2 separate regions of the Mus musculus genome follow, and region 1 is linked to region 2. Evidence: chromatin loops called from intact Hi-C (ENCODE). Cell type or tissue: gastrocnemius. All regions are shown on one strand. Each heading gives the region's core, and the rest is flanking DNA. Links, peaks and the distances in the headings are about the cores only. Region 1 holds the start of Tbca (tubulin cofactor A). Region 2 overlaps Tbca (tubulin cofactor A).

Region 1 (16,105 bases), core at 5,456-13,455, 50 kb before region 2:
GTGGTTCTGATGCTTTGATTTAATTGGGAATCTGCAAGCACTAACACTGAAGGTTCTTGTTCCCAATTGGTTCTTGATCAATCAATCAAGATGCCAGTAGCAATGGCTGGGCAGAAAGAAAGAAATGAGACTTTCAGGGTCCCGCAAGCTAGGAGAGAAAAGAAAGAGAATCAAGATACTTGGGCGGGGTGGTGGTGGTGGTGGTGGTGGTGGTGCAGGGGGAGATGGAAGAGTCAGAGCTACAGGGGAGATCTTCCAAAATATAGACAGAAAGGGAGAGCAGCCCATGGAAGAGCAGCCTGACAGCATCTTGGGCAGCAAAACCAATGGACTTCACAGAAGGTAACCAGGCAACTAAATTGGAGGAGATTTAGAAGTGTTGAGCTAGGAGGAAAAAAGGGTGTGCTAGCCATGGGAGGCTTAGAGAAGCACAGCCATTGAGCCAGTAAGGCAGGTTAAAAATGAGCTAATGTGTGTGTGTGTCTTTCATCCGGGATAGCTCCTGGGTGGATGCATATTTACTACTCACTGAGAGCTCAAAGAGATGCAGCAAAAACTACCCATTACTACACTTCAGGTTTCTTACCTAAAAGGAACTCTCTGGACCTTCAGTAGTTCTCCCTCAAGCACAATAAACTGTTGGGAAATAATTTCATAAATGAGTGAATATCAAAACTTAAAACTCTATCATGGAATCTTTGTGATCCAGTATGGTGGTTTGAATACACTTGGCCCAGAGAGTGGCACTATTAGGAGGTATGGCCTTGTTGAAGTAGGTGCGGTCTTGTTAGAGGAAGTGTTTGTCACTGTGGGAGTGGGCAATAAAACCCTCCTCCTAACCATGTGAGAACCAGTCTTCTCCTACCAGCCTTCAGAGAAAGGTATAGAATTCTCAGCTCCTTCTCCAGTACTATGCCTGTCTGGACACTGCCATGTGTCCTGCTATAATGATACTTGACTGAACCTGTAAGCTAGACCTAATTAAATATTGTCCCTTATTAGAGTTGCCTTGGTCATGGTGTCTGTTCACAGCAGTAAACCCTAACTAAGACATCCAGTATTTATTCTCCTTTTTTTGTTTGTTTGTTTGTTTTTTGAGACAGGGTTTCTCTGTATAGCACTGGCTGTCCTGGAACTTACTTTGTAGACCAGACTGGCCTCGAATTCAGAAATCCACCTGCCTTTGCCTCCTAAGTGCTGAGATTAAAGGCATGGCCACCACTGCCCGGCCTTATTCTCCTTTTAAACAATGCATTTTTAACTATGTATATAAATGTGTTGGATTGGTTGCGGTGGGTATGGGCATGGTTGTGTGGGTGCCCACAAAATCCTTTATATTCTCTGGAGCTATATTTACCCGTAGTCGCTGGGCATGGGTACTGGGAATCAACTACAGATGCACACTCTTAATCACTGAGCTATCTCCAGCCCTTAAGCCTTTTTTTTAAAAGCAGTTTTTAAATATGTTGACCCCCAGATTTTTACCCCCTTTTTGTTTAATTTTTTATTAATTCAAAAGAAGGAAACATCATAACAACTGAAAATATTTCACAGCTAACAAAGATGTCTTATTTTTTAAAAGTCATCGATAGAAGAAAAATAAAACAATCCTAAACAATTTGTCGAGGGTTCCAAATAGATGGCTCGTGATAAACCTGCAAGAGATTTTTATCCATATCATGTAATCTGAAAATACTTTTCAGGTCTCTACTGATCGACGCTGAATAAAAATCTCACTTTAGATGACAAAAAAATGTTCATTGATGTTGCTCATGCATTTCCACATAAAAATGGAATGGCATCATTGACTACAGGTAGAAATGCACAAAATGATTCAAGATAAATACGCTGCTCTGAGGCTACACATTCCCTCCACTTTTGCCTGCCAACTTGATTTCTGAATTGGGCACTCATGGATAAAAAGCAGGTGATCTGAAAATACTGTGTGTGCCTTTTAAAAGTCAGTGTCATGTAATGTTCCTTTTGGCAAAATTTATGTTACATGGTATTAGACCATGGGCCGAGCTGAATGTAACATTATGTATTAAAAACTGCACAGCACAATTACAATATGTGTCAGAACAATGAATTGTTATATCAGATGTCTGTTCATCTGTAAACAGAATCATCAGTAAGTCATTGTCAGAAAGATTATGTGCGTATATTATTGTCTAAGATGTATGTCCTCTGACACCTGCACCCTGTGACCTGTGGCCAGTTAAATGGCACGTTCAGTATTTTTCACAGTGAGAACACACATTACAAAAGCCAAAGTTGAAGGTATTTTGTTTTCATCGGTGGTGTCTTTACTAGAGGAAAGAGGTAACAACTCCATGGATCGAGTGCTTGTGGCATCGGTAGCAATTAGAAATCCTTTGGTGTTCAAGTGGTAGGAGTGTCATGGGCAGCACGGAGCCATATGAGAATGTTTTCCTCAGGACCAGTGACTAGAGAGGGCTGGCTTCTGGTTTTGCTTCAACAAAGCAGTGATAGCAGATTGGCACTTCAGGACTTCCATGAGTGTTCTAAGCTCTGGTTATTCCAGTTATTGTCATAGGAAAGGACAGGGAAGGGGCAGTTCCTCCCTTTATCAAGAAATCCAAAGTCTTTCCAATATGTAACTCTAAGCACCCACAATTGTGCCTCTGAGCACTCTCAGCTGCAGATTAAGTTGATGAGAGCAGGTCGAAACATGGAGGTGAAGAGGAGGAACTCTGTTGGTAACAGATGTTAGGTGAGGCAGTTACAAGTGCCTGACACAGACACAAGTAATTATTTAACAATGAAGCATGGTGGGAAGCTTGCTCAGTGGTTAGATCATTTCCTGTGATAGCTGGAGAGGTTTCGATCCCCAGAACCCATGCAAGTGCTGGATGGGTGCAGGAGCCCACTTGCAATCAGCTCTTAGTGATGGGTATCCTCAGAGCAAACTGGCTAACTAAACTGTCTAAAGCAGAGAACTCTCGGTTCCACTGAGAGACCTTGCCTCATGAACTTAGTGCAGATCAGCTGAAGATGACTTCTGATGTCTTCTTGAAACCACCACAATCATGTTGCACTCACCTACACCCACATACATGCAAACACACACACACACACAGAGAGAGACAACATACACACACACATAAACACATATCACATGAGAAGAAAAAAGGGCAAAAGGCATAGGATGGGGATAATAATAAATGCATATGAGAAAACATTGATATCCACTTCTATCTGACACATCACACAAATGAGGATTCTGGGTGGACTGTAAAACAGATGTAAAAGATGAAATATAAACATAGACTAAAGCATGGAATAACATCTCCAAGACACAGCTCCTAAGTAAAATTCATAAGTAGGACACAAGAGACAGAGACCACAAATGAGAAAGTCGACTACTAAATATTCTAAATTGAAAATCAAATCCTCATCACTAACACACCGTGGGTCAGAGAACAGAAAGGCAAGGCACAAAGTAGAGTTGTTTCTAGCTTCTGCGTGTTACAAGTGTCCTTCCAGGAACACTCCTGGCCGCCTTTATGTCCTCTCATCCCCTGGTAGTTTTTTGAATGTATGTAGCTGTACACACATATCGAGTGAGTACAGATACGTGGGAAGCCACAGCACCTGTATAGATGTCAGAGAACAACTCTCTGCCTCTTGCCTTCTGCTTTGTCGAGACAGAGTCTCTCCTGTATCTGTCCCTGTGCTTCACGTTCCATGATAGTTTGGCCTGCAATATGGGCGATTCTCCTGTCTCCACCTTGTCATAGAAGTACTGAGATTATAAATGAACAGCACCACAAACAGCTTCTATGTATGCTTCTAGGACTGAACTCATTTGGTCAAGCTTGGGAGATTAATACTTTTACCCCCTGAGCCCACTCCCCAGCCCCACTGTGAGCATTGCTACTAGATATTTAGAGATGCTTTTGTAAGTCATAGGGATTGCATATATTTGACTTCAGTAGACATTATAAAACAATTCCTCAAAGTAGTTGTGAAAAGGAGTGTTGGGGTGAATACATTATAATTTGTATATCTAATAGCTGACATATACCCATAATATATAAGAAACTCTGATCATCAATGAGAAAGGGAGAATGGAAAAATGAACAAAAGGTATGAATAACTAATTTTCAAAAGAGGATATTGAGACACTTAGGATACACATAATGGTGAGCTTAGTCCACCATCCAGGAAATGCAACTTAAAACCATAACAAAAGACCACCGGAACGGCTAGAAAAAGATGGCAGACACTGGAAAGTGTTAGTGGAATTTTAGAGCCAGTAGAACTCTGTCTTCATGCTAATAAGAATGTAATTGACACAACATAGATATAGCTGGAAGAACTGTTTGGCAGGGTCTATTAAAGTAGACATCTATGGCATAATCTATGACACCCCCCCCAACTCTTCCCCTAAGTGTCCAGAACAAAATGCTTTCATCTTGTCACCAAAATGACTACAATGACATTTATGAGAGCACTGTGCATCATAGCCTGAAGTCAGAGGCTCCCCAAAAGCCAACAGTAGACTGAGTCATGAGATACTCATGCACTGTAATTCTGCACAGCAATAGAAAAGGAGAAAAGAGAAACACAAAGCACTCAAATGTATCTCCCGTAATGTGAAGTGCAGAAAGCAAGATGTAAAGGTTCCCTCCTGCATGGCTGAATTTGGTGGTTTGAATGAGAATGGCCACGTAGGCTCATATATTTGAGTGTTTGGTTCCAGTTGGTGGTCTATTTAGGAAGGATTGAGAGGTGTGGGCTTGTTGGAAGAGATGTGTCACTGGATGTGGGATTTCAAGTTTTCAAAAGCCCACTCTGGGCTCACTCTCACTTTCTTTGCTTGCTGCTTGTAGAACAGGTTGTAAGCTCATAGCTACTGTGCCAGAACCATGCCTGCTTGCTTGCAGCCATGCTTCTCACCAAACGGACTTACTCAAAGTGGAAGCGAGCCCTCAATTAACTGCTTTCTTTTATAAGTTGCCTTGGTGATGGTGCTTCTTGACAGGAGTAAAACAGTAACTGAGATACTGAATTTCCATAAAACTTACAACAGGGAAACTAGTCCGTGGTCAGAATAGTGGAACCACTGTCCATGGTCAGAATAGCGGCTTCTCGGGTGGGATGTGTTGAGAAACTTTGGTGAGTTTCTACAGCCTCTGCCAGTGAGAGTGTTCTTGGCTATACTATTATGTTGACTTTCAAAAAGCCCATGAAACCATACTCCTACTTGTGTACATTTCTTTATGTGTTTTGTAATTTTTAGTAAAAGTCTTCCTTTCTAAAAGGTGATTAGCAGGATCAGTTTTGCATCTCGACCATGGAAACAACTTTTTCCTGAGCCTTGAAGGGGTTCATAGTCAAGACCCTCCCATTTGGGATTGCAAGTCCCATTCTTCTTAAAGAAGAGAAATTACTGATTTTTAGCAGTATGTGGACCAGGCATAATATTCAAGACAATTTCAACATAGGTGGATATGTTTATTAGCCTGTGAATCTTAGAGCAGGGTTTCCCAACCTTCAATACAGGTCCTTATGTTGTGCTGATCCTCAGCCATAAAATCATTTTTGTTGCCACTTTATAACTGTAGTTTTGCTACTGTCGTGAAGTGTAATGTAAATATCTGTGTTTTTCAGTGCTGGGAATCACAATCTCTATTGTGATCAATAACACTGTGATTGGTGTTTATTATTAATGTTTTACTAATAACCTGTGGAATCACTGCTGTGTGGTAGGAACTACACTTCACATTCATTTCCTCAGCCCTTTAAAATCTGTCCCCACAGTGTCCTTGTAGCACCAGTGGCTACAACAGCACCAGGTACAGAACGGACCCTTGACCTTCAGTGAGAGCATCCAGAGGGAAGGTTTTTATTATTTATGTGGAGTACTGAGGTTTAGGGTCAGATTTAAACTGTAGAGTTAATCGTTGAGAACCAGAGCCCTGCTCCTATACCTACACTGAAGAAAGTCTTACGTACGTTGGTCTAAGGAAAACTAGCAGGACGTGAAGGTCATCTCAAGAAACAGTTAGTATTACTTTTGCAATCATTTGCAGTCATCTCCACAGAGACATGGCTGAAGAGCTTCAGGTGAACGTCCTCCATGGAAAGAAAACTGAGAAAATGTAACCCAAAACGAGAACCATTTTTAAAATCTAATAGCAAAAGGTAACTTCTCCTCACTTCTGCCAAACACTAGTAGTTATAACTGAGTCAACATGTCTATATTTATGGGGTGAGGGTCACACAAGGGCATAAGTGCCAGGAGGCAGGAGTCCTTGTCATTCACCCTACAGGCTGTCTGCTGCAGCTTGTACCCACACCCCTACTACTCTAGTCATTCTAGTCAAAGACCAGCACCTCAGGGCTGAGCAGATAGAGCTGTGTGATACTGTAAGCTAAGGCACCATATCAGCCTGGTTATTGAGTGTCACCACTGTGCTAGAAGCTCTTTGATCAGTGGTGACATGATGTCCATAAAATTGACAAGGTTTATGGATAATTCTGGCCTCTTCTGCACATATCTCTCCTCCCCATCTCTTTGCCTATCTGCCTGCCTGCCTGCCTGCCTGCCTGCCTGCCTACATGGTATATGCATACATATTTGTGCAAGTATATATGGGTGCACTCTCCTGTGTAGGCACATATAGAAGCCAAAGGCTGACTCTGGGTTTCTTCCTTGATTGCTTTCCATATTCTTTTTGAGACTGAGCCTAGAGTTTGATGTTTTGGCCTGGCTGGCTGGCTGGCCATCGAGTCTTGGGGATCCTCCAGTCTGTACCATCTGCCCCATCTCAGTGCTGGAGTTACATGAGCACATGGCCTTGCTAGGTTTTTACAGGGGTTCTGGGGAATCTGAGCTCAGGCCCTGGTGTGCATACAGCATCACTCTGTCCTCTGAGCTGTCTCTGTAGCTGTCTGTCAGAGCAAAGCAGAGAGGAAGACCAGTGTATGCGAGGAGGGGAAGGGTCTTTCAGGTTGTCCCTGTCATCATCTTGCTGGAGAGAGCAGTCTCTGTGACATATGGTTAAATAGAAACCAAAAGGCTCTTCAAAGCAGCTTATTCATTTATTGAAGAAATGTATATTGCCAGGCATAATGGCACCTGCCTATAATCTCATCTACTCATGAGGCTGAGGCAGGAGGATACTGTGTTCAAGGGCAGGCTGGGCAATGTAGCTATACCTTGTCAAAAAGAAAAGGGAAAAAAATGAAGGAGAAAGGCCTAACACATTGTGCCTACTATGTGCCAGGCATGGCTACATGTTGAGATACAGTGGTACAGTGGTGACTAAGTTAACCATATAGTCTTTGCTAGATGAAATGATCAAACTCCAGCTCAGTCTGATCTTATTGCTGTTGATCCCACTCACTCACAGCTCTATGCTCGTATCCTCCTGTGAGCACACTTCCTAATTTAGGACCTCTTCCCCAGATGACTTACGGCACAAGCGTGTTATAAGTGCTCGAATAAACACCAGCACCGAGCTAAGCTCCGTCAAAGCCTTAGGAGGTTGGTATTATTACCACCTTCTACCTTTTACAGATAAAGACACCAGGCTAAGAGGTGGTTAAGCAACTTGTTCAGTGTTACAGTTAGTGAAAAGAGGAGTTGGGACTTGACCCAGGTTGGACTGGCTCCCGAAACATACATATCCTTAACTAAAACTATGAGCTCAAGAAACTGGGACAAGGCCATCTAATTCCCTACTGCTGCCACACTCCATGTTGGTACCTTGCAGCCACCCAAATGTGATGTAGAATACACAGATAGATAAATGCAAACTGTCCCAGAGGGCCTGGGACTGGATACGCGCAGCAGTATCTGTTGGCTGCTGAATTAATTACATACATTAGTGAGTGGTTTCCAGTTAAGGCATAGACAAGAACTAAAAGAAAGACAGATACAAAATTGGTGTGTGTGTGTGTGTGTGTGTGTAAAAGAAATTTCTGCCAATTAGCACAAAACTGAGCTCAGAATGTCTGAAAATCTGGGCAAAAAGGAAAAAAGGAAGATGTAGTGAGTCAAATGATTTTACTTGTGGTGGCTAAAAGAGCTTGGGCAGTGGCAGAAGGCCTGAGCACACTGTCTCTGGTGTGTGGTTTGCAGTTTCTATTACCTTCACAGCATTTTGCGTTGGTGACTCTGCTGCTGCTGTGTTTGTCCCCTCCTCTGCATTTCACAGCTCTGCTGTGTCACTTGGGATTGTAGTTCAGTGTGCCAGCCAGCTAGAGAAATGTATTTATTGAATTTAGCACCTGCTGTGTGGATCACGCAGATGGAGATTTAAGAGAAAGGTTTATGAAAGACAGGATTCTTGCCTCTTAACATGCTTATACTGCAGCTAAAGGGGTGGGAACAGCCCTTGTAAAGAACTCAAACCAAATTGTTTTCAAACAAATATACACAGAATGCAAGGGATCAATGTATTCCTGGAGAACTGCACAGGCAGGGGCAGCATTGGGAGTCTTTCCGTGGGAGCTAGGTTTTGAGACTGGATTTATACCTGGAGCTCTGCTCTGACAAGACTGAAGGATGTTCCAGAGCCAGCCATGAAGATGAGAACTGAACTAAGGGTCAGGAGAGGCCAAGAGCATCAAGTGAAGAACAGAACCAAGAAATGAGGACGCAATGGAGGCCATGCCTCAATTCCTTGGGGGTTGTAGGGGTGCTTCAACAGGAAGAGACTCTAGAACACAGTTCAGGGTGCCTTGTTCTATGCAAATTGTATCTTGGAAAATATGGTGGAGTCAAAAGTTGTCCCATGTCTGCTGTGTTTAGGCATTGTGCTGAATGCCACCCTCTATACACCTGTCACGTGACGTGGGCATTATTTCTTAGGGCTCTTCAAGGAGGTTGAGTGCCGGGGTCCTGTGTTCGCTAAAGGATAGAACTCCACATGTGAGATAGGTGGCTAGTCATTTGCTCTCAAATGACTGAGTCCATTAAGTGTGTAGCAAGAAAAAGGAGATGAACAAATAAATAGCAGGGAGCGGATAGATGACACCATCGAAACAGGTTCTTACAACACCCTGCACAAAGCACTGGAGAAGTCCCTCGGAGTCCCCCAGTCAGAGATTCTCTCTGTGGATGGGATTCTGCCATTTTGTTGCCAGTGTAGGCATACTTTTACACAACTTAAAAAACAAAAACCAAGCGTTTATTTCATACACTTCTGTGTATATTTGCAAGCCACAGTGAACTTGCAGAGGTCAAAGGACAACTTGCGAGAGCTGGTTCTTACACTCTACCACTTTTGAGTCCTGCAGATTGGTCTCAGGCCATCAGGCTAGGAGGAAAGGGCTGCTCCCCTCTAGGCCAAGAAGGTGCAATGCTGTACTGTTTTCTCCCTGTCTCAGGGGTAGGGGGCCAGCATGTCTCAGGACGGGGAGTCTTGCTGGACACTTGAAACAAACTTGCTAAAATTTAGGACAAGAGGAACCTCCTTACTCCCAGAGTCCTCTCTCCATAAACTCAAACATCACAAGACAATTTACATAAGTAACACTCTGGAAAGGGAAGGGACTATATGGAGAAAGGGAACCGGAAGAGGGGGCATGGATTGGAATGTAAAAAAAAAAATTAAATTAAAATTAAAAATTTCTTTTGACTGTCTGCATTATGGTATTTTATTTCATCAAACACAGATCTCTTTCTCCATTTGACAACAGACAGTGAAAACAAAAATTATCCTTGTTAATAGTTTCTAAGTCACACTGTCCATTAAGCAGCTAATCCTGTTCACTTTCTCAGGAACAGAAAGTTTCTTAACTCAGGCTATGGAGACTGAGAAAATAAAAGTGCAGCTTGTGTACAAATCCTGTCCAAGCACCAGGGAGAAGCAGCTGGTATAGGGCTTTGAGAGTCTCCAGCTCTAGGTACCAGCAGTCTAGATGCAAGGATTCCAGGTAAGAGTCGGGAGGCGAGGCGGGGTCGGGCTCTCCAGGTACGCATGCGCGCACTCTGGGCTCCACGCCCACTCCACCGCCCCTTCTGCGCCGGCGCGCCGCGCAGCCCCGCCTCTCCTTCCTGCGGCGCCTTAGGGACCATGGCCGATCCTCGCGTGAGGCAGATCAAGATCAAGACCGGAGTAGTGAGGCGGTAAGGAACGGCCGGCGGCTCCGCGGCTGACGCTCGCTCTTCCCTTCTCACCGCCGGGGAAGCCGGGCGGAGCGTAGGCCCGATGCGGGCGCGGCTTCCAGGCCTCGGCGGGCGGGATGCGAGGGGCCCGCACACGCCTAGGCTGGCGCTGGCAGGGAGCCGCCCTCGGCGCTGGCCCTGCCGCCCTCCGTGCAGGGCTCGGCGCGACCTCGGCGCTGGCCTGGCCGCCTTCCGTGCGAGGCTCGGAGGCGTCCTCCGCGCTCGTAGGCCGGGAGGAGGAGGAAGAGGAGGGCGACCTGTGCCTGGAGGGCCTCGGCCTGTGCGTGCGGGGCGCCGGCTCCCTGAACTTTGCAGTAGGGAGGCGGAGTCCGCCCTGGCCTGGCCTCAGGTGGACTGGACAGCGCTCAAGTTTAAGGGACGCTGAGATCATGGGCCTCACTCAGAATACACAATGGCGGGGCCCTGGCCTCTGACATGGCTCACTTCCAGAGTTTGGGAACTGGGGCTTGAACGTGAGCACCTCTGCAAACTTCTTCCCCGAAGCTCGCCCCGGAGCTGTGGGCTGCTGCCTCCCAGGAATAGGCCAGGCCAGTCTTGTGACTTGCCTTGACTCCCGACTGTACATATTGCAGTGCTCATTAGAACTAGTTTTGTTCAGACCCAAGCTGATCATACCGAAACATTCCAAGGGAAAAGATACACAGCCTCCTTACGAAGCAGATCGTTCTGCAGGGGAAATAGCTTTTTTTCCTGTTGCTCCATCTCTCCACCGTTTATTGATATTCCATCAGAGGGAGGTCAACCCATAGAGGAGAGAATCACTTTTAGAGATACTGCCCGAGTTTTAGTACTTCGAACGGTACTTTGGAAGCTTTTATTACAAAGGCAGCTAGGGTATGGTAGGGGGGCGGGGCGGGGGTGAAGGTGGGGGGGATAGACAGTCGGTTCTGAATTGTGCCTGACTTCAAATCTGGTTTTATGTATTCTGGAACATATTTCATCGTTGTACTGTGCCTCTTCTTACTGAATTTGGAAGATAGAGTCCAAATTCTCCCTGAATTCAGTTTTTGGAAGAAATACCTGCTACATTTTTGATACAGTGTGATTCAAATAAATAAGATACACCATATAGGTTTTGCTCAGTACATGTTTATGAGTGCAGTTTTCAGAATGTGGCTGAAGTCACACTTCAGGTTAGTAGCAGAGCAAGCAAATGAAACAAGGATCCTGGCTCCAGCTGGGATGCGGTGATAGAGCATTAGACTGTGTGATAACACAGGAGGGGAATATGAGATCTATAGCATACAGTAAGTAATCCGCGCTGTCCCTCAGCCCACACGTTTCTTCTCTTTTGCCAGACTTTCCTTGGCTGTGTCATTTCCTTTAGCATATTGTCTATTTTGCAGAAAAGAACCCGGAGGTATAAGAGACTGCTTTAAAGTAAATATCATGAGAAAACATTTCTAAATGTTTTCCCATTAATATGTTGTTGATTTTATCACCCTCTTGATCTATTCTATAAATTTATTTAGTTCAAGTAGTTATAGCCTAACCATACATATGCTAGAGAAACGTCCTTTAAGTAATTAAGAACTAGCTTGTGAGACATTGACAAATTCTCAGATGCCTACATAAACTGCACAGAAGTAGATAAAGTTTTCTGGGTAGATTAATAGGACATTATCAAAGTTTACTTTTGGTATTCATATTTCAATAAGTTAATAATTTTCATGAAACTCATAATTTACCATAATCTCAAGTTGCTTATTAAATGAATGTGTATCATACGCATCTTCCCTGGCCCTTTGTTGACATGAGGTGTAGCATTTCTTCTTGCATACTGTAAAACAGGGACATACACTTTTAAACTTAAAATTTGTATTTCACTTGTTGATTACCTGCATTTTATCTTGCTGTATAATATCTACATCCATAAACATTACTTCTTTATTTTTTCCTGAAAACTTATTTTACTGTGATTGTCTTCTGTGTTAATAGACTAAGGCGGAATTCTACATTTTATCTCATCCAAAGGGGAGCATAAATGAGGCAGACATTAATTGTTGGGGAAGAATGATCTTGGGCCCAAGAGCTTAAAGGGCGTGCTGCTTTTCCTTCTCCAGATTTAGTTCCAAAGACTTCTTAGTTTCATGATTCAAGAATGTTCTTGGTTTTATGAAAGGGATTCTTTCTGCTCATTGGGTTTGTTGTATTTTATAAAACTTGCATTTATTTATTTACTCTGTATGGGGTGGGGGGTGCCTATGCCAAAGCACAGGTATGGAAGTCAGAGGACAGTCTTCAGGAGTTCACTCTCTCTACCATGTAGGACTCTGGGTCATTTAGTTTTTCCTCACAGTTGAGAGCCACTGGGATTTATACTGCAGGCTTTTGTCCTGGAGGCCATTGGATACGTTAGGCTGTGAAGTTACTCACCTACAGCACTTGTGATTCACAAGTCCCCAGTTGTGGAGTTAGGATGGCGCCTGAACAGAGATTGAGAGTTAAGCGTATGGAAATAGGCAGTTAAATAAATGATGGTTGGTATCAGGGAGATAACGCAGTGAGTACAAGATGGCTGTCTGCTTGTTCAGGTGAAATGGTGAAGGCAGTCTAACGTGAGATGAGGTAACCCAACTTGTATTCTAAATGGAAGTAAAAGAGAGTTTCAGGGGAAGTATTTAGCTGGTGTCATAGTTACTATTTTGTTGCTGTGACTAGATGCCATGACCAAGGCCACTTCAAAAAGGAAGCTTTTCATTGGGGCTTTGTTTATAGTTTCAGAGGGTGAGTCCTTGACTATCATGGTGGGAACAAGGCAGTTGGTAGACAGGCATGGCGCTAGAGCAGCAGCTGAGAGCTTAAATCTTACTTTCAGGATAGAGGCCGAGAACACCAGAGACTGGGCCTGATGGGCTTTGGACACCTCAGAGCTAACCCTCAGTGCCACACCCCCTCCTACAAGGCCCAAACAGCTCCAGCAAGCAGTCAGATATGTGAGACTCTGGGGGTAGTTGCCATTCAAACCACCACAGGTGGAAAATAAGCATGAGCTCCGCAGTGCCCCACCCAGAGAAATGTGCAAAATGTTTAGAAACCCTAAACTTTTTGAGTGCTGACATAACACAGGTTCAGATTTTGGGGCACTTCTGATTTTGGAGTTACAGATGTTCAAACTGGTAAGGTTTATATAAGCATTCCAACATCTGAAAAACTTTGGTTTGAAACGTGTTTGGTCCCAAGTATTAAGGGGTACTTGTACAACAGTGGGCATTGTTGGTAGATTTGGTCTGTGTACTAGTTGCTATGTGTTGCTATGATAGTTACAGTTGCTATGATTAGTTACTTAGTGTTGCTATGATAATCCCCACTACCACAACCAACTTGAGTAGGACAGGGTCTAGTTCATCTTCCGGGTAACAAGCCAAGGCAGGGACTCAGATAAGAACCTGAGGCAGGAACTGAAGCACAGGCTATGGTAGAGTGCTCTCCCATGGCTTGCTCTGTCTGCTGTCATACATAGCCCAGAACCACCTGTCCAGAGGTGTCACTGCCCTGGGCTTGGTGTTCTCGTGGTTAATCATGAAAGGGCCTACGGGTCAGTCTGATGGAGGCAGTTTCTTATTTAAGTTTCCCTCTTCCTGGGTGACTCTAGTTTGTCAAGTTGATAAAAAAACTAGTTAGCATGGTCTGGCTGGCTCTTTTTAAAACGTTTATTTTTTTTTTATTTTTATTGTTTTGCGGATTAACTTTATAGGTATCTGTTATGTGTCACAGCTAATCTGGCCAACCTCACAGGGAATGACCAAATAATAGTCCCAATTTTTGTCTCAGTGCAGATCTGAAATTACTGTCATCTATCTGGTGTCTGACCATTGATTGATACATAGGTGGCAACTATTGTCCTAATTCTTTTGGACAGGAGTTTCCTAGGATATGGGATATTTTCTGTTAAAACTGACAAAATCTCAGGTAAACTAAGTTGGTTGGTCATCATCTCTGTACCTAGCTTCCATATCTCTACTTTGTATATGTTGTAATTTATTCGGAGACTGTTATAATTATATACTATCAATCTTTATACATTGGGCCTTACTTAATTTAAATTTGTGATATAAATACAAATTCTTGCCATAGTAGCTTTTTTCTACATTAATTATTTAGAAAATAGTTTCACTAAAGTAGAGGAAAAATTGAACTTGTTTTATTGACTGTCAAGATGTATTTTTAGCTAAGCAACTTTTGTCTACTCTACATTTCTAAGTAGGATTTGTGTTTACAAAATAAGTTTGTTATTAAGTATGTCATAAGTTCAAGAGATTCTACATGGAGAAAATTTAAATCTATTTAATGTAAAAAGTGACTTTCAACTTTAAAGCCGACTTTTAATAAAGCCTGATGAACTAGGCCTTTGTTGGGTGAACTGATTGATTAAAAATACTTCCTTAAATATCTTTTCATAACCATCTTACTTCGAATCCAGTGTGGACAAGGAACGTTACAGTATTGGAGTCTAATGACATTGCCCTGTAGCTTTCCTGTGGTTAAATGAATGTGACGCCAGTGGGTTGGAAGGAGGCTGGGACAGTTCTCACTGCAGTGTGCTGCTCTAGCTTTAACAGTCTCTTAACTCTGCTTAAGTGTAGCTGACACACCATAATTACAGATCTGCAGGCCTTGATTACAGAATTTTACTTCAAGACCCTGTAGGGACATTATATTGATTTTTTTTCCTTAATAAACCCTGTTCCCAAACTGTGCCATCTTCCAGAATTTATATATACCTACAGTCTTGGTTTTCTATATACATACACACATTATATATTACATAGCAGGAATTGGGATCAAAATGTAAGTAAAATCGTTATTTAGTTAAATATATAATATAGTGGTATAAAAGTGAAAAATATGCATAAGTAGACAAAAGGGTTTCTTCCCTAAGCTCTGGCTCCTGGTACAGTTCTCATAGTTAAAGTAATGATGGATGAAGTGTGATGGGGACTATGTGGGAAAGGTTAAGTAAAGAGCTGTGTGAACAACTCCTGTAGCCTCACGAGCTTTGCCTTTCCCTTTTTGTTCTCTTGTACCACACCTCTTTGCTTTGAGTCAGTCAACCAGAATGTCTTACTTTAAAATTTACCTTTGAACTGTAGCCTCGTTTGGAAGTTTTGTGATCAGTTCTCCAATGTCATAGAGGCAGTGTCAGAGTAGAATGTAGGAGGTCAGCCCCTCACCTCGTCTGCCAGCTGCTTGGCAAGCAGGAGCTATGTAACCTGCAGCCATATGTCTCGTCAAGCTGAAACGGGAAGAGCCAAGGCCACTCATGATCACTATTTCCCAACACAGAATATGTTCTGCTAACTGAGCTGGGATAGGAAGGATCTTTCTCTTTCTCTCTCTCTCTCTCTCTCTCCCTCTCTCTCTCCCTCTCAACCCCCTCCCCTGTTTATATCTGTGCCCAGGGTACATGCATGGGTGGATAAATGTATACATGTATGTATATATGCATATGTGTGTATATATATATAGAATATATAAAAATATATAGAAATCTTGAGATTCTGAAGTAAGGTTGCAAAATTATGCTAATAGAACATTTCTAAATATAGACTATAAAATAGAATATAGATGCTTAATATATGACCTTTCTATTCTGGCTTGTCATTTCTAACAATACATTTATAGAACATCATAATGTTTTGTTAGGATGTTGTTATGTACCTAAGAACTCTAATATTTTTTCTTGGTATTTTGTCATGGATTTGGCTGATTCTCAGAATTTCTTACTGTCTTTGAAACATCTGGTATGGTGTTAAAACCAACTACTCAGTCAAAGTTCTTTGCCATGAACAAATGAGTATGCTTCCTCTGTCTGTAATCCTTTTGAACTTGATCTAATCAGTCATTGAAAGCCACAGAACAATTGCTCTAGTTATTTCTGCTGTGGGAGTTAAGCAGACAGAACCCCAGATTCTCCTCATCACACATCACACCTATGAC
Region 2 (16,105 bases), core at 5,351-13,350:
GCAGTTGTAAGGGTCTGTAGTCTCTTCTTCTTGCAACTGTTTGCTTAGGCAAGACAGACTGTTTTGGGAGACAGGCTCTCCCAGCAAACATTCCTTTCTGGGCTGTGGCTGACAGTTGAGCAGGGTCAGTTGTAATCTCATAGGAATCCTTCCTGTTCTTGCAGCCCAGGTACTCTATCACAGTTCCTAATAGATCCTTGTTCCTGGCTGAAATCTCCTCTAAGTCTGATCTTCACTGTCCATGTACCTGTTGGTATCCTGGTCTGCAGGCTCTTGGTAGAATCACCCAGTAAGATCTGCTAGTTACAGCACTTGAAGCTTGTGCAAGCTGCCCACAAATCCTGCCTCCAAACGAGTGTAGAAGCTTCTGAACCACATTGCTAGGCAGCCACTATGGCTGTTTGTCTCTGTCTCTGTCTGTCTGTTTGTCTCTCTCTGTCTGTCTGTCTCTGTGTGTCTGTCTGTCTGTCTGTGTGCATGCAAATGTGTCTGTATGTGTAGGACCAAGTCTTATCTCAAAGTGATCTAATATAATGATCTAATTCCATCATTTCCCTAAGGTGCCATCAGATTATAGCTCCGTGGATAGATGAAAACCTTATGATCTATCCCTTCCTCAACCCCCCTGAACTGACAGCCAGACCTTTAACACACATACTTTTTAGGGGAACAATTTAGAATGAAACCAGGATATGGGCACACAGTATACGGGTAGGAATTTCTTTGTGCTATTATATATGATGTGATAATTGATAACGACCTCTATACCCAGGATTTAATGCCTAATAAGCTGTTATGTTTGTCCTGTATAAAGCTTCGTAGGCACTAGCAGCTGTATTTTCAACATCATGTAACTTGTCAATCATTTATCGACTGATCCTGTTAAGTGGAAGTGTCTCTGCTGTGTTTACTTTGTGTATACTAGAATTACAGGTTCTCACTAGGTGCTGGTGATTTTTCCCCTGTTTTTCTAGGGCAGTATTTTTTTATCCAATAACTTTTTCATGAGCCTTTGTATGTTACATGTGGCAAGTGGGTAGGTGTGCCTAATTTTGTTGGGGCTGTTCCTGCCATTCTATGTAGACAAACATAATGAGGTGACAGGGATTCGAGTCAGATGTTTGCAGGGCAAAACACTGTATACCAGTTACCAGTGTGTTTTTGTTTCTCCATTACTGTCTCTCACTTTTGTTCTACTTCAGAATCACTTTGTTTCTATAATATGAAAATGTTAAAAGGCAAATGTATTCATGTTCCTTAGGCTCATTTCCTAAACGTTCAGGTTACAATGAGCAACTATAGCATAAGTCTAGCACATTCATAGCTCTTACCTCATTTGGCGCTGGCCATAGGTTGCCACCCTGATTATGTCTTTGAATTACAGGAATTTATGGAATGTTGTGACCTCCGGTAGCCTATGCAACTCACTGTGGTTTGAGTCTGAGATGGCCCCAAAGACTCATGCATTTGGAGGCTTTGTTGCTGTCCTAAGATCTCTGTCTTAATCAACAGATTAATCCCTTGATGAATTTATAATATGATGACACTTTTGAGAAGTTAGACTGAGTTGAGGAGGAGGAGTAGATCACTGGGGCATGCCCTGGCAAAATAAATCTTGTCCTTGGTCCCTTTCTGCCTCTACGTCCTGACCACCATGAGTTAAGCAGTTCTGCCCCATTGTGCTTTGTCTTACTTACCACAGGCTGGAAACAGTGAATGTGGACTCCTTTAAATTGTTTCTCTTTCATAAATGTCATAGATATGGGAGGACGGACTACTGATGACTGACTACTTTTTTAGAGAAGTTTAGCAACCAGAAATATTTGGAAACACTCTGCCTTGTTGATAAGGCACTGGATTCTGAATACAAATGAATAATAGTTGTTACATGATGATAACTAAAACAGCGACTCTGTGATAATAATGAAATATAAGATGCACAGCATGCAAGTCCAAAACTTGCAGAAGCTAAGCATAAGACCTGTGTGTGTGTTGCTTTTCCATTGCTTTGTAGACGCTGTGACCAAGGCAATTTACAGAAGTTTATTGGGACTCAAGAGTTTCAGAATGTTAGAGTCCATGTCCATCATCATAGAATGTGACAGCATATGAGGTGATAGAGTAGTAGCTGAGAGCCTTAGTCCTGACCCGCTATCTCCAGACAAGAAGCTACCTGGGAATGGTGTGGACTTTTGAAACCTCAAAGCCTACTCCCAGTGACAAACCTCCTCCAATAAGGCCACATCTCCTTCTCAAACAGTCCTACCAGTGGATGGCCAAGCATTCAAAGATACTGAGCCTATGGGGGACAGTCTCATTTAAACCTTCACGACCTGTGTGTTTGGAAAATAGGAGTATGTATGAAGTGGGGCAGTTCATATATGACTCTTCGGAAAGAGCAGTTAGCTCCAGCCAGTAGTGAGAGTGCACCTCCTGTTTCTTACTGAGGCAGCCGAGAAAAACTAGAAATCCAGACTTAACGCAGCTTCTTCTTGCAGTGCTAGCCCTCAAACCTAGGGCCTCACTCTTGCTAAGTAAGGACTGTACACCTAGTAGAATCCTAGCTTTTTAATGTATACATAAACTTCTCTGTCCCAGTACTTCCTTTAAAAAAAAACAAAAACAAAAACAAAACTGTTTTAAAGGACCTTTTAAGACAATTATTTGTAGTGATTTTGTAGTACTTATATTTAAAAATTATAATCTTAATGGGTATAGATTTCATTTTCAGAGGTTTAGTCCATTATCATCTTAGCTGGAAGTGTGGCAGCAACCAGGAAGTTGTAGGGCTGGAAGAGCTGAGAGCTCTACCTCTTGTTCCAAAGGCAAACAGGAGAAGACTGGCTCCCACATGGCTAGAAGGAGGGTCTTGAAGCCCATGCCCACAGTGGTACACTTCCTCCAACAAGGCCACAGCTCCAAATACTGTCACTCCCTGGGCCAAGAATATTTAAACTGCCACACAAAAGTCAGTTTTGAAAAGCAACACAGAAGTGTTAGCTCCTTTACATTGCCGATGTAAGAGTGGGTTTTCTTCTTAATGTACGAGCAGAGGCAGCCACCCTCTCTCTTGTGTCTTTCCCAATAAATATCATATGTTATAGCTTATAAGAGAGGTTATAGCTCATGAAAGGTATGCTGACAGTTGGAAGCCAAGGAATACAACAAAGTCACACCACACAACAAACCTCACACAAGAGATGTATTGGGAGGGAAAACCGGGAAAGTCTGGGAGCAGGGCCTGGCCTTTGGAGCTCCTTAGGGGCAGGGTCTAACCACTAGTGGTCCTCAGGCTGGAGGTCTGGCCACTTGGGTTTAGTGGCAGCTGGAGGGGGTCTAACCTGTCTGCCATAGTAGCCTAGGGGTAGAGCCTGGCAACTGGAGATCTCCAGAGGTGGGGCTTGCAATGGGATTCTCTGCCATCTGACTGAGATTGGTGTGACTGTGTTGGCTCCCCTCAAAGCTATAAAACACACTTTACCTCAGTAGAGGACTTGGGACACATGGCTCATACTTATATCAGTGGCTAAAAGTAGCTGCCTCCATTTTGCCTACCCATATTAGTATTTCAACTAGGCTTTGTATTTACATAGTTTCTTTGTTATCCTTTAGAGAAAAAAATGTAATTCTCTGAAACATTTTTGGTTTGTTTATAGATTGGTCAAAGAAAGAGTGATGTACGAAAAAGAAGCAAAGCAGCAAGAAGAAAAGATTGAAAAAATGAAGGCTGAAGATGGAGAGAACTACGCCATTAAGAAGCAGGTAAAGCCGACACTTACTAAGAACTGGGATAACTCAGATGGCGGGCGTGCGGGCGCTGTGCACTGTGACAGGAGCTTGCATTTACAAGCAAGGGAATGGCTGTGGTGAGCATGTCGGTAAGCTTGGCTTTCAGAAAGCTGAGGCAGGAAGATTGTTGCCAGTTAGAAGCCAGCCTGTGGACTAGGGGAGCCCTGTCACACAAGCACAGACAGAGACACCTAGCAAAGCAGAAATAAAGCTCAGCAAAGGTAGGACATGGCACAGATGATGCGGCCACAGCAGGCCACAGTGCTCACACGTCAGACACAAGCGTCTGTGGGTGCTCTCAGCCGGGAACCCCAGCTCCCCCACTGCTAAGTGCTGAACATAAAAACAGAGGCTATAGCCATGCTTCAGTTACATGCTTACATTTAGAGATAGCTTCCCAAACTAATGTGAAGACCACGAAAATACAATATATGTTGTATTTCATTTCACAATAGTTAGGAGATTGAAGGAGACCAGATGTTCATCTTCAGTGAAGGGATAAGGAAAGTGTTCTGCATGCACACTGACTAGAACTCATCGTAGGCTTAAGAAGGAGTCAGGAAACCTGCAGGAAACAGTGGACTGGCTGGTTGGATAGTGGTGTAAGTTCTGAGGAGTGGGCTCCGTTAACTGGTGAGTGGCTAGGATTGTAGTTGCTCTTAGATGTCCTCATCTGCAGGGCTGGGGGCTGTCTGTGCGGCTTTTGGTGATTCCCGCCTCCTCACTTGGTCTTGCTTGAAGTGTGTGCACTTTTTCTTTAGAGCTACCATTTGCTGACTTTTCTCTGTATTTTTTCTACTTGTAAGTTTATCAGTTTGTACGTCATTTCCTTTGATTGTTTTGAGCTCATTCATTGAATTCATTCATTGCCTTTTTTCTGTGTGTTTGTTGTTTTGGTTGGGAGGGGTTGCTATTTGCTTGGTTTGTTTCTTTTACCAGGGGCTCTGTATGTAGCCCTGGCTGTCCTGGAATCCCCTGGTTAGAGCAGTCTGGCCTCCTGCGTCTGCTGGAGGAAGTGCTGCTGTTTACATCTGCTTCTTTTTCTATATTTTTGAGGTAAGCACACTTAGCTTTGATGATGTCAACATTCAGTGCAGTGTGTTTCCCTCTCCCCATTAGTAAGGTCTGGCTACATTTTTAGCCTCAGCCTCCCAGGTGTGAGGAGCAAAGGTGTGCCACTACTGCCCTGCTGAGGGATTACATCGCAGTTAGGTGCTGTGCTGAGTGTGACTGTGGGTTTAGATTTGTTGTGTTTTCACTGTAGTTTGATCTAGGATGTGCTTTGCTGCAGTGTGTCATAGGGCTGCAACCTCTCTTGTAGTGTTCTGTTTCTTGGCTGATAGCTTTCTGTGCTGGTGTTTAGTTCTTTCCCATCTTTGCTCATTTTTGTCTAGTATTTCTATAAATTGTTGAATGTAAGTGTGGAAATCCCCATCTGTTTACGTGCATTTATCAGTTTATCTGTTCAGTTCATACACAGTCATGTTACCTTGATGTGCTTATAACAGTATGATAATGTGACACCTGTTTTATCCCTGACAGCATTTCTTGATCTGCAGCAGTCAGTGTTGCAGGACTCTTCGCTGTACAGTATTAATGTCTTCACTGTTACTCTTGTTTTGTAATGTTTCCACATCTTTTTTCCATCCTTTTATTTTCTGTTTCTTTATTATGTCTGAAGTGACCTTCTTATAGAGAGTATATGGTCAGGTACAGTCAGTCTGTCCGGGCTTTACATGGAATGTTTGCACCATTTATGTCTCATGACACTTGTTTGGGGTATCAGAGTAGAGTGGACACCACCCCTCCCTTTTTCCCTCAGTGGATTCAGAAATAATCAGACAAACACAAGTCAAATGGGTCCGTAGCTTACCACATTGAGTGTGGTAACGTCCTGCACCATTTAAGGCGAGGACTAGTCAATGTTGCAGTGATTTCTAGAGTTCCATCTGACAAGCAAGTATGACTGTCATGGGCTTCAGAGACAGCTGACACTATAGGTTGTTATAGATTATAGGTCACGTCCAACCCTGGGTATAAGCTCCGTCTCACTAAAGAAGCTGAACCCTTATCCTAATCAGCTACCAGCTTAATATTGCCACATTATTTCACAGAGTTCTCCCTGACAAAGACTTCTTATCAATGAGAATGTTTCCTTTTCAGTTTTTGTGTTTGAGTATAAAAGAAACTGATCAACTTGTAGGTTCTCCAGCCTATAGATTGTTACAAACTAATGAGTCTTGCTTAGTCTTCCCCAGCTTCCATTTTACCAGGCTAAATACCCAAAAACTTGCAACTTGTTTTAAACTGAATTTCACATCAGTGGGGAAAGCACTCCATAGTATCCCTAGGGTTCCTTATGTGCCCCAGGTACTACACCAAGACCCTGGTTTTCCCTTAGACAAAATGTAGTAAGCATTAGAATCAACCTTTTATTCAGGTCTTCTAAAGAAAGGTACCATTCATTTGAATGACTACTTTCCAAGGAAGATACTGTTAGTTAAATTTGGGTATTTGGGGTTGTCTTTGTGTAGCCATGACTCAGTTGTTGTTAGTCTTGGCAGATGTAGTCCCACACCTGGTTAAGAAACGATTCCAAATGGAAGCTGCTGGGAAAAAGAAAATCAGTTTTCTTTAATGGACTTAAACTTGCTATGTCGGCCACAGCTCAGGGCATGCGCCAGTGCTCAGGGCTCCATGCTCAGGATAGCTGGCCAACACAAACTGGACTCCGTGGTTTTTTTAGTGGTCTCTTTGTTTGTTTTTGTAAAGAACATGAGCTTGGCTGGGTATCAATTTGGGAAAGACCTGGGAGGACCTATTTTATACACACACACATCCCTGGCAGTCATAATTCATTGCTACAAGGAAAAGTATTCACCTTGCAAATTTGATGCAGGTATAGATTATGGTGAGAGGGGGGGATAGATGGATAGGTGGATGGATGGATGGATGGATGGATGGATGGATGGATAGATAGATAGATAGATAGATAGAGATATGGCAGATGCTCAGTGCAGCCTACTGTGGGTTAAATCTTCAGCTGTGGACCTGTGGCTGGGGGAGGAGGGTGAATATAGAGGAAACTTAGTGACTAATCAGGGTAGAATACAAGAGAATGAACTTTTGTCATGTTGCTAGACTAACAGGCCATCCTGCTCTGTTACTAATACAGAGAGATAATACCAAATAGAAGTTCTGTCGGGTAGTGCTGCTTAAGGTTCATTGCAGTAACATTAAAGCTTGGCAAACAATTGTAAATGCACGTTTTGACTTGTCACGAGTTTGACCTTGGTCTTTATATTCATCTTCTTTAGTTCCGGTAAGTGGTTCTGCAGGAGGTTTTTCCACAGGAGGGGAATTCTGAAATGTTCTGGTGCCAGTTTCCCACACACACTCAAAGGGAGACATGCAAAACTGGCTTAGCGGCGCTGCTTGGATGTCGTTTGCCTGAAGTAAAGTCAGGTCCGTGTGCTTGAGATTGTTTAGCCTGTGCCTTGTTAATAAAGGAGCTCTAGGTCCGCCGTGCCTTGTGGTCCAGGAAGTAGATATGGATAGAGAATCTGAATGTCGGAGTGGTTTATTACAGTGTGAGCTGACAGACTGTCAGAAAAAAGCATGACGATACTGGGTCCTACTAAAGTTTCCATTATAATTTAGCATTATTGCCATTAAATTGTATGTAGTGTTTTATTTGAGCCAGGCAATCTTGGTTAATTTTGTACCCATTTCTCTGAAAGCCTTTGATTATCATGCTATCTGTCTCTGAGAACAACTAAGGAAACAAATTCAGCTCAGCGTCTTGGCTGACTGATGACTGAGCCTCCTGGCTTTCTGTTGTGTTTTATATACAACATAGCTTTGAATGGTAGACTTTACATCCAAAAACATCCTCTAAAGTCAAAGTGTCCCTGTGGTTAGTTCTTCAGTGTTTGTCTGCGGGAGGAGCAGGCAAGGAGCTCGGGTTCAGAGGGGGCTGCATTGGTAACTCGGCTCAAACTGCTTGGGGAGAATAATCTCTCTCCTAAAATGAAGCACAGGGATAAGTAATAACTTTTTATGCATGATAAGCAACAAAATATGAACCTGCTGGTCCTTGCTTTTCATGTTTCTTTACCTCTGTCTTTCAGTGAGTCCCTCCTGCAGTGTGCACACGATGTGATCAATAACTCAATAACTTCTCTCATGCAGTAATTATCTCCCTGTGATATTATCTGAACACTGTTTTCCTTTATTACCCAAAGATGCAGGAGATATTTATATGACCAGCTGATCCCATTTTAGATAAAGGTGCTTTGTGACAGCAGGAGAACCGTTTACTTTAAATAGCCTTTCAAAATAAGAGCTGAATGAAAAGCTTTGCCAGTTAATTGCCACTTACCATGAGAAAGTGATTGCCAAAAGGAAGAAAAGTGCAAAACTTTTGTGAAGTTCTGCTTAGAACTTATACTTTGCAAAATTACAGTCTGATAAACCCAATTTAAATTAGAACATTGACTCATTTAACATAATCATACTTTCCATTTCCTCTAAATCATTAGTTATATGCCAATTTATAAAATAAATACACATTAGTTCTGTCATCTAACATGTCTCCCAAATATTCTCATTCCAGGCAGAGATCCTGCAAGAGTCCCGGATGATGATCCCAGATTGCCAGCGTCGGTTAGAGGCTGCATATACTGATCTTCAGCAGATATTAGTAAGTAAAGACTTCTCTATCTTATATTTAACATTTTTTTCAACCTAATACGTAGAAAACCAAAATTTTCAATATTTAACACTACAGCTACTTGAATTTGCTACTAGATGTATTTGCTTGTTGTGAGTCTTAGTTTCTTCTCTTATTGTGAATGAAATACACTTGGCAGGAGAGCAGCTTAGGAAGGAAGGGTTGGCTTTAGCTTAGAGCTCCAGGTGAGTGCATTATAGCAGGAAGTCACAGAGACCTGGGAGAACTGATTACACACATCTGTAACAAGGAGCAGCGAATGCATGTATGAATCACATTTTAAACAGCTCAGTTATTTGTTAAAAAAAAAAAGTATGTATACACACTCACACCAAATATATTGCTGCTCAAAACTGGTACCATGTATACCAATTTTAGATTCAAACCTTTATCTGTAACAAGATACAGTGAATGCATGTGTGCTGTCTCTGCTTAGGGAATGCTCCAGCCCACAGCTAAGGTGGATCTTCCCACATCAGTTAACATAATTAGAATAATCTGTTTACATGCTCAGAGACAAGCATTAATCTGTAAAATCCCTCACTAGTGTGTCTGGGCCTTGCCTCCTAGGTATCAAGTTGATAGTATTAGCCATCATACCTGGTGTACCAGCATGCTTTTAAATATTTGAAGAGTTTAACTTATGCTTGAGTCATGACTCCACTAAAAGTACTTTTCTACCATGTTTATTCTACTGGTTTAATTAAATATTTGAATCATAATAGCAGGTATACATGGTACCAGTTTTGAGCAGCAATATATTTGGGGTGTGTGTGTGTACACATGCTTTTTTTGACAAATAACTGAGCTAACTGTTTAAAAATTTGATTCAATCCAGTGTCTCACATTAATTTGGTTCTTGTTTAAAACAGCTGGAATTTTAGATTCAAACCTGTAAACTTGAGAGAAAGGGAAGCCAAAGGTAATGGAGGCAGAGCTGAGCTCTCAGGAAGCCACTGAGGTGTGTGGCACTGCTATCCTTACTGTTAAAGCATACAGTGCTCAGCTGACTTTAGGAATGAGGAAGTGGAAGTATAAGTGAAAGCCGTCTTGTTTCTTTTTAATAGTTAACCAGATGCACGGTGTGACTGTCTTAGCTCCACTCTCGGTTGCTGTGATAGAACACCCTGACAAAAGCAGCTTCAGGGACTGAGAGCTTCCTTGGCTTAGATTGCAGGTTACATTATCACTGCAGGGATGGCTGGCTACAGGGTCAAGTTATGTACATAGTGGAGGCCAGAAAGCTGAGAGCTGGTGTTCCCAGTGGGTCTACTCCCTGTCAGCTTGACGACTAAAGCCAGCCATCACACCCTACTTCTCTACTTGACACACAGGCACCACTGTAAGCAGTACCTTCTCTACCCTTTGTCCCCAGAGTCTCACGTTCATCTCCTGGTGTGGATTACAGGCCACCTTTAGAAGTTCTTATTGTCTTTACATTTTCCAATATTTTAAAAGTCTGGAATCTTGTAACTGAGTTCCTATAAAATCAAAAATAAGTTGTATATTTTCAGCATAAAATATAGAGTGAACATTCAGTACAGAGTAAACATTCCTGTTTCAAAAAGAATTGGGCACAACAAGAAGTAAACAAACGAAGCTCCATCAGAGAAAACACCAAATCCTGCAGCTCTTTGTCCTGCATCTGAGGCTTGTAATGAAATTGGCCGAGATCCAAATGCATAGACAGCCCACACTGCTCAGCCCTGCCTCCTCCACACAGCTTCTGCCAGTGCCACACCTGCAGCACTCCACCATGGTCCTGGCTTCGCCTTCCTACTGGGGTTCCACTGTGCCTAAAGCTCCATCCTTATAGATTAGCCTCTCGGGGACTCTGGGGGCACAGGGACTGCCTCCATGCCACACAGTGTCTGGCCTCAGCTGCTCTCAGTCACCTCACCTGTATGTCTTTCATGACTTCCAAACAGATAACACATGGATAGAAGCCAGGTTCTGTTGGCACCTCAAGATACAGCCTTTCCCTTTGGACCACAGCTGTATCCGCTTCCGTGGCCGACCTTGAAGACACGCTTTCCTTTGCAGTTGCTCTCCAGGAGCAGGGAATGCCTTAGGCTTTCTTCCTGTGGATGAATTTGCATCTTTTCCAGATGGAACCTCTAAGTGGTGTGGTTTGCCTTCAGAGCCCTCCTCATTCTCTCCTGCAGCACGGGAGGCTCCTCTTGCCCTCTGCAGACAAAGCTGTACATTTCTTTATATCCAGCTTCCCTCAGGCTCTCAGAACAGGAACAGAATGAAGCCAGACTCTGGCCAAAATGCCACAGGAATGACCCCAGCCCAGTTCCCGAGAGCCCTTGTTCCCTCTGTAACTATTTTCTGGCCTCCACATTCTTATCCTCCACACTCCACTAGATCGCAGGTTAGCCTCTGCTTCCAGCATTTAATGGATTTTCTTAACCATCTACCAAACACGTCCATGTTCTTCCCACGAAACAGCTGCAGTGGCCTAGAAGCCACCTGGTCAGATCATCACAGCAAGTGCCTACCTCTTGGTTCTATTGTCTGCCTTAGTTTTGTTTCTTGTTGCTGTGATAAAATACTGAATAAAAGCAACTAGCTTAAGAGACAAAGAGCTTATTTGGCTCATAATTCCAGGTTACATCCTATGGAGGTCACAGGGACTTGAATCAGCCAGTCAACATTATATCCTTATTCAAGAGCTTAGAGGTATTCCCAGGCGATTCCAGATTATATCAAGTCGGCAGTCAGTGCCAACCATCACACAGCCCGGGGTGGTGACACACACCTATAGTTCTAACACTCGGGAATCAGAGGCAGGTACGTCTCTGTGAGTTCAGGGTCAACATAGAGTCCCGGTCTCAAAAATAAACCATCCGAACTATCCTGGTTTCATGTCTGTTGCTGAGATTAAAAACAAACAAACAACCCTAACAGAAAACTGAATCCCACCAGGTGAGCATAATGGTACTATCATAATTTTTGAGCCAATTTGAAGCAAGTTATATTAAATATTATCTAGGAGGATGGCCACTGTCCAGGTTCATCCCCAGAACTCTCAAGAGAGTTCTCTCAAGAGAATAGCCATGAACTACGTTAGTCAGATGCTTATAAAGGTGGAACCCACAAGGCCATGCACTACTGAAGTGATTTTTATGGGAGATTTTTGCCATAGTCTTTCTTGTTTAGCTCCCAAGTGAACAACACAGATATCAGAATTATTAACAAGCTACAAACCTAAACTGGGCAGGTTCTGAGACTATAATAACCCTGCTAGCCTATTAATAACCATAAATGCCCCATTGCTGGCCAGCTGGTTCTTGGTGTGTTTCATGTATGTCCTCAGTGTAAGCTCTTTAGGCCATGTGGCTTGTTATCTTACATGAACAACAGCCCCCAGCATTCCAGGAAGTGGGCAAGTGGGGCTTACAGGTTAGAAAAATTTTTGTTTAATACATCTCTTCAGTACAGCGATTTAAAACTTAAAACATAACTTTAGCCTTTACAATGCAACTTCAGGAAGAAAGGGTTTAATTTTATTGACAATTCCAGATTATAGTTTATTATGGGGAAATCAAGTTACCGGAATTTGAAGCAACTGGTAATGTCACATCCAGTTAATAGTAGAGGAAAATAAATACACACAAGGCCACTTACTTGTGCTCAGTTTCTCCACTCTCCTATAACTCAGTATCCCTGACCTAGTGAGTAGTGTTGCCCCCAGTGTGCTGTTAGGGACAAAAGGTGTCTGTCATATCATCCAATCATCATTGCAGCTGTGAGCCACCTGATGTCGGTACTAGGAATTGACCTCTATTCCTTTGGAAGAGCAACAAGTGCTTTTAATCCACTCAGGCATCTCTCCAGGTCCCATAGTGAACTTCTTAAAGGTAGGATGCTGATATTCATCAAACAGAGAAACTCATTTTTATTTATTAGAAGGTAGATAAAGTAAAAAAAAGAGGCAGCATATCTCTGAGTTCAAGGCCATCCTGCTCTAAAAAGTAAGTTCCAGGACAGCCAGGGCTACACAGAGAAACCCTGTTTCAAAAAAAAAAAAACCTAACCAAACAAAATGAAAAGGAAGGGAGGGAGGGAGGGAGGGAGGGAGAGAGAGAGAGAGAGAGAGAGAGAGAGAGAGAGAGAGAGAGAAAACCACTGTTAAAATACTACATAGAAACACCATTTATATGTCTTAACAATTTCAATGCTTTTTTTCTCCTTAGGAATCTAATAGCTGATAAGATAAAATAATAATATTGTTTAAAAATAATGTGTTTGGGTAGTTGTACTTGGGGTTACATTAAACTATTACCTCTTCTCAGTAAACCTAAATTTACTGAAAGAAACATGTTGAATATGCACATTATTCCTTTTTATCTCTGTTATAACTGTCTGCATCTTTTGTTGTCCGTAACTTCATTTAAAACTCAAGGGATGGACTGATGGACCCAGGTTCAGCCCCCATACCACAAGTCAGCTCACAACAAACTGTAACTTCAGTTCCAAAGGATCACACACTCTGCCTCCTCTGCCTCCATGGGCAGCAGGCATGCGTGAGGCACACAGATACTTTCAGGCAAAATACTCACACACGTAAAAAGAAAAATAACTTTTTTAAAAAAGTCTAAGACTTTTGTGTAAAGACATAGGCATTCTCTAATTAGTCTGTTGTTATATTTTAGTGAGAGTTTCCTACATATTAGTGTGTATAAAAACTCAATTTTTAAATATCAGAAAATTAAGGGGGGCTGGAGAGATGGCTCAGAGATTAAGAGCACTGACTGCTCTTCCAGAGGTCCTGAGTTCAATTCCCAGCAACCACATGGTGGCTCACATGGTAGTTTATCTGTCGTGGGATCCGATTTCTTCTTCTGGTGTGTCTGAAGACAGTGACAGTGTACTTATATACATGAAATAAATTAATAAAAAAATCTAAAAGAAAATTAAAGATGTTAGTTAATATTTTTAGTGTCAATATGAATACTCAAAAATAAGCAGACAGTCCGTTTTTCTAATTTGATTGTATTTAACTTGGGTGACATTAGTGACATCCTGTAGCATGGGAGTAATTGGAGTACCATTTTACGATGGATGATTAGCAAGTCCTTGTTTTTACTTTGTACATTGTAAATAATCTCTTGTATGATGATGTTGGACAAATAATGATTTTTTTAATTTGTGATTTTATTTAATTATTTAATGCTAATAATTGTAGACAACTGTGTTCTTAATTATAACATGAAAATATAGTATGAAAATATATAATAAAAATAAGCTAACCTCTCATTTCTTCCTTTCCTAGGAACAAAGGGACAGAACTGTTTTATACTTAGAAATCTTAGAATCCTTTTCTCTAATTCTCAAGTTACTTACTGGTCTGTATTATATGCAGCAAAGTATTGAAATTCCTAAACGACAAACTTAATTTTGTTATTTTTCATTTCAGGAAAGTGAAAAAGACTTGGAAGAAGCCGAGGAGTATAAAGAAGCCCGTGTAGTGCTGGATTCCGTAAAGCTAGAAGCCTGACATTTTTCTGTATGGGATGTTTTTTTGCATTAAATCCTGGGGTCCATTCTACAATTCATTGTTTTCAGCCACTGCTGTGTTTAATAATATGAAAACGTGGTTCTTTTTATGCAGTTGCATTTATTTTTCTTTGCATAACTTAATGTGTCAAATAAATGAGTTCATCTAATAAAATTGTTTGTTTTATACTTTACCAAATTTTCAGTTGGCCACTTAGTTAAGTGTCATTAAATCAGGTGTTTTTGAAGGTTATCTGAAGTGTAAATAGTTCGTAGTCGCAGGTTGGGTTTAAAACTAGAGTGTGTCAGCTGGGAGCACTAGGGGGTCTCTGCCTGTGCAGTGTCAGCTGGGAGCACTAGAGGAGGCTCTGCCTGTGCAGTGTCAGCTGGGAGCACTAGAGGAGCTCTGCCTGTGCAGTGTCAGCTGGGAGCACTAGGGGAGGCTCTGCCTGTGCAGTGTCAGCTGGGAGCACTAGGGGAGGCTCTGCCTGTGCAGTGTCAGCTGGGAGCACTAGGGGAGGCTCTGCCTGTGCAGTGTCAGCTGGGAGCACTAGGGGAGGCTCTTGCCTGTGCAGATGTGGGAAGCCAGTCCTGCTGGGCAGAGGCCCCACCCACCCACCCCTGCTCTGTCAGTGAGCCCAATGAGTTCTTTGTGTCCCCAGACTGAACTTTTATGGGACCCGGCCTGAGTTGTTGTTGGCCCTTAGGATGAAGGCAGACTTTGTTTGTGCCCCCCGCCCCAGGAAGGAATGTTAGCACACGCGACTGGACTCATTCTCTGTGGTTTCTGTCCCCTTTTGGTTTTGTACTAGTGATGCAGCTAGGCCCTCAAGCATGGTAGGCAAATGTGCTCCTACCAAGCTGCAGCTCCACCCGGATTTTGTGTTTTACTTGGCCTTCTGAGATAGGGTCTTGTTATGTTCCTCAGGTTGCTGTGAGCTAACAGTGTAGTACACAGTTGTCTTGAACTTAAAATAGTTTCCTGCCTCAGTGTCCTGAGTGGCCAGGGTCTCAGACATGAGTACGAGACACAGCCAAATTGCCTTGATTGACTGGAAATAGTATCATTTTGTCACAAAGTATTTTTCCTGCAGGATTATAAACTCATTACAAAATCATTTGAGGGCTTTCCCCCCTCAAATACATAATTCGTTTAGCTTCTTACATGCCTGGAACATGTGTGTAAACTTTGTGGCCCCAGCTGAACGTGAGCATTGATTGATTCAGTGAGTCAGAACAGTATGAGCAAAGGAAGTTTAAACCTACAGTGGGGGACAAACAGTGCTGGAAAGAGCTTAGGACGGTTGGCTTGTTCTGGTTTCAAGGCTGGATGATCGCTCAAAACTAGCAACTTCACTGAAACTCAGAACTGGAGAAGAGAAAATACTGTCCTTCCCTGGCCTGTCTGAGGGTCCCTTCCTGCCACAGTACCGGAGTGCACACTCCGGCTGTCTTCCTGCCACAGTACCGGAGTGCACACTCCAGCTGTCTTCCTGCCACAGTACCGGAGTGCACACTCCGGCTGTCTTCCTGCCACAGTACCGGAGTGCACACTCCGGCTGTCTTCCTGCCACAGTACCAGAGTGCACACTCCGGCTGTCTTCCTGCCACAGTACCAGAGTGCACACTCCGGCTGTCTTCCTGCCACAGTACCAGAGTGCACACTCCGGCTGTCTCAGCCCCTCATTTGGACCTGGCTGTGGGGAAGCGCACCCTAGTAAGCCCCGGTTTTCCCAGTGATCCCAACAGGAGCTTCTGGTTGAGCCTTTGATCATTTACATTTATGTTAAGTGTTTATTTCCCAGTAACTAGATTGCCCTTCCTTAGCCTGTATTGTAGCATGTAAATTGTTCCTTAGGAAGAAATAGAACTGCGGGAGGGGAAAGGCACGCTTAAAGTAAGCACATGCATACTGTATAAGTGGTAAAACTAGTTAATAGAATGTCCACTTAACATTTCTCAACTTTCTGGACAGTACCATTCAGAGCCTAACATTTTACAATTACCTGTACCTGTGCGCTGAATCTTCCAAATTGAGCAGTCAAACTTGTTTAATCTAGATCACTTTGCAAACTTTAT

Evidence for each region. Peaks named below come from ENCODE experiments on the same cell type or tissue, not always from the same donor. Only the 100,000 strongest peaks of a DNase experiment are listed, where the experiment ranks them.
Region 1: it touches region 2 in a loop (2.9-fold over the local background); 2 of 42 quality-filtered maps call a loop at or near these places.

What each region holds. Positions count from the first base shown.
Region 1 is chr13:94,778,898-94,795,002 of GRCm38, forward strand. It overlaps Tbca (tubulin cofactor A), which reads left to right and starts at 10,023. Exons shown (of 4, transcript NM_009321.3): 1 at 10,023-10,105. The coding sequence starts at 10,053. In gastrocnemius, for the core only: no CTCF peak of the experiment used is centred there; a DNase peak (open chromatin) is centred at 9,997; H3K4me3 peaks cover 1,724 bases; H3K27ac peaks cover 1,216 bases.
Region 2 is chr13:94,828,704-94,844,808 of GRCm38, forward strand. It overlaps Tbca (tubulin cofactor A), which reads left to right. Exons shown (of 4, transcript NM_009321.3): 2 at 3,657-3,762; 3 at 8,405-8,491; 4 at 13,947-14,220. The coding sequence ends at 14,027. Among named protein-coding and RNA genes, the nearest start is that of Otp, 39 kb to the right of the region's middle. In gastrocnemius, for the core only: no CTCF peak of the experiment used is centred there; a DNase peak (open chromatin) is centred at 10,299; H3K27ac peaks cover 679 bases.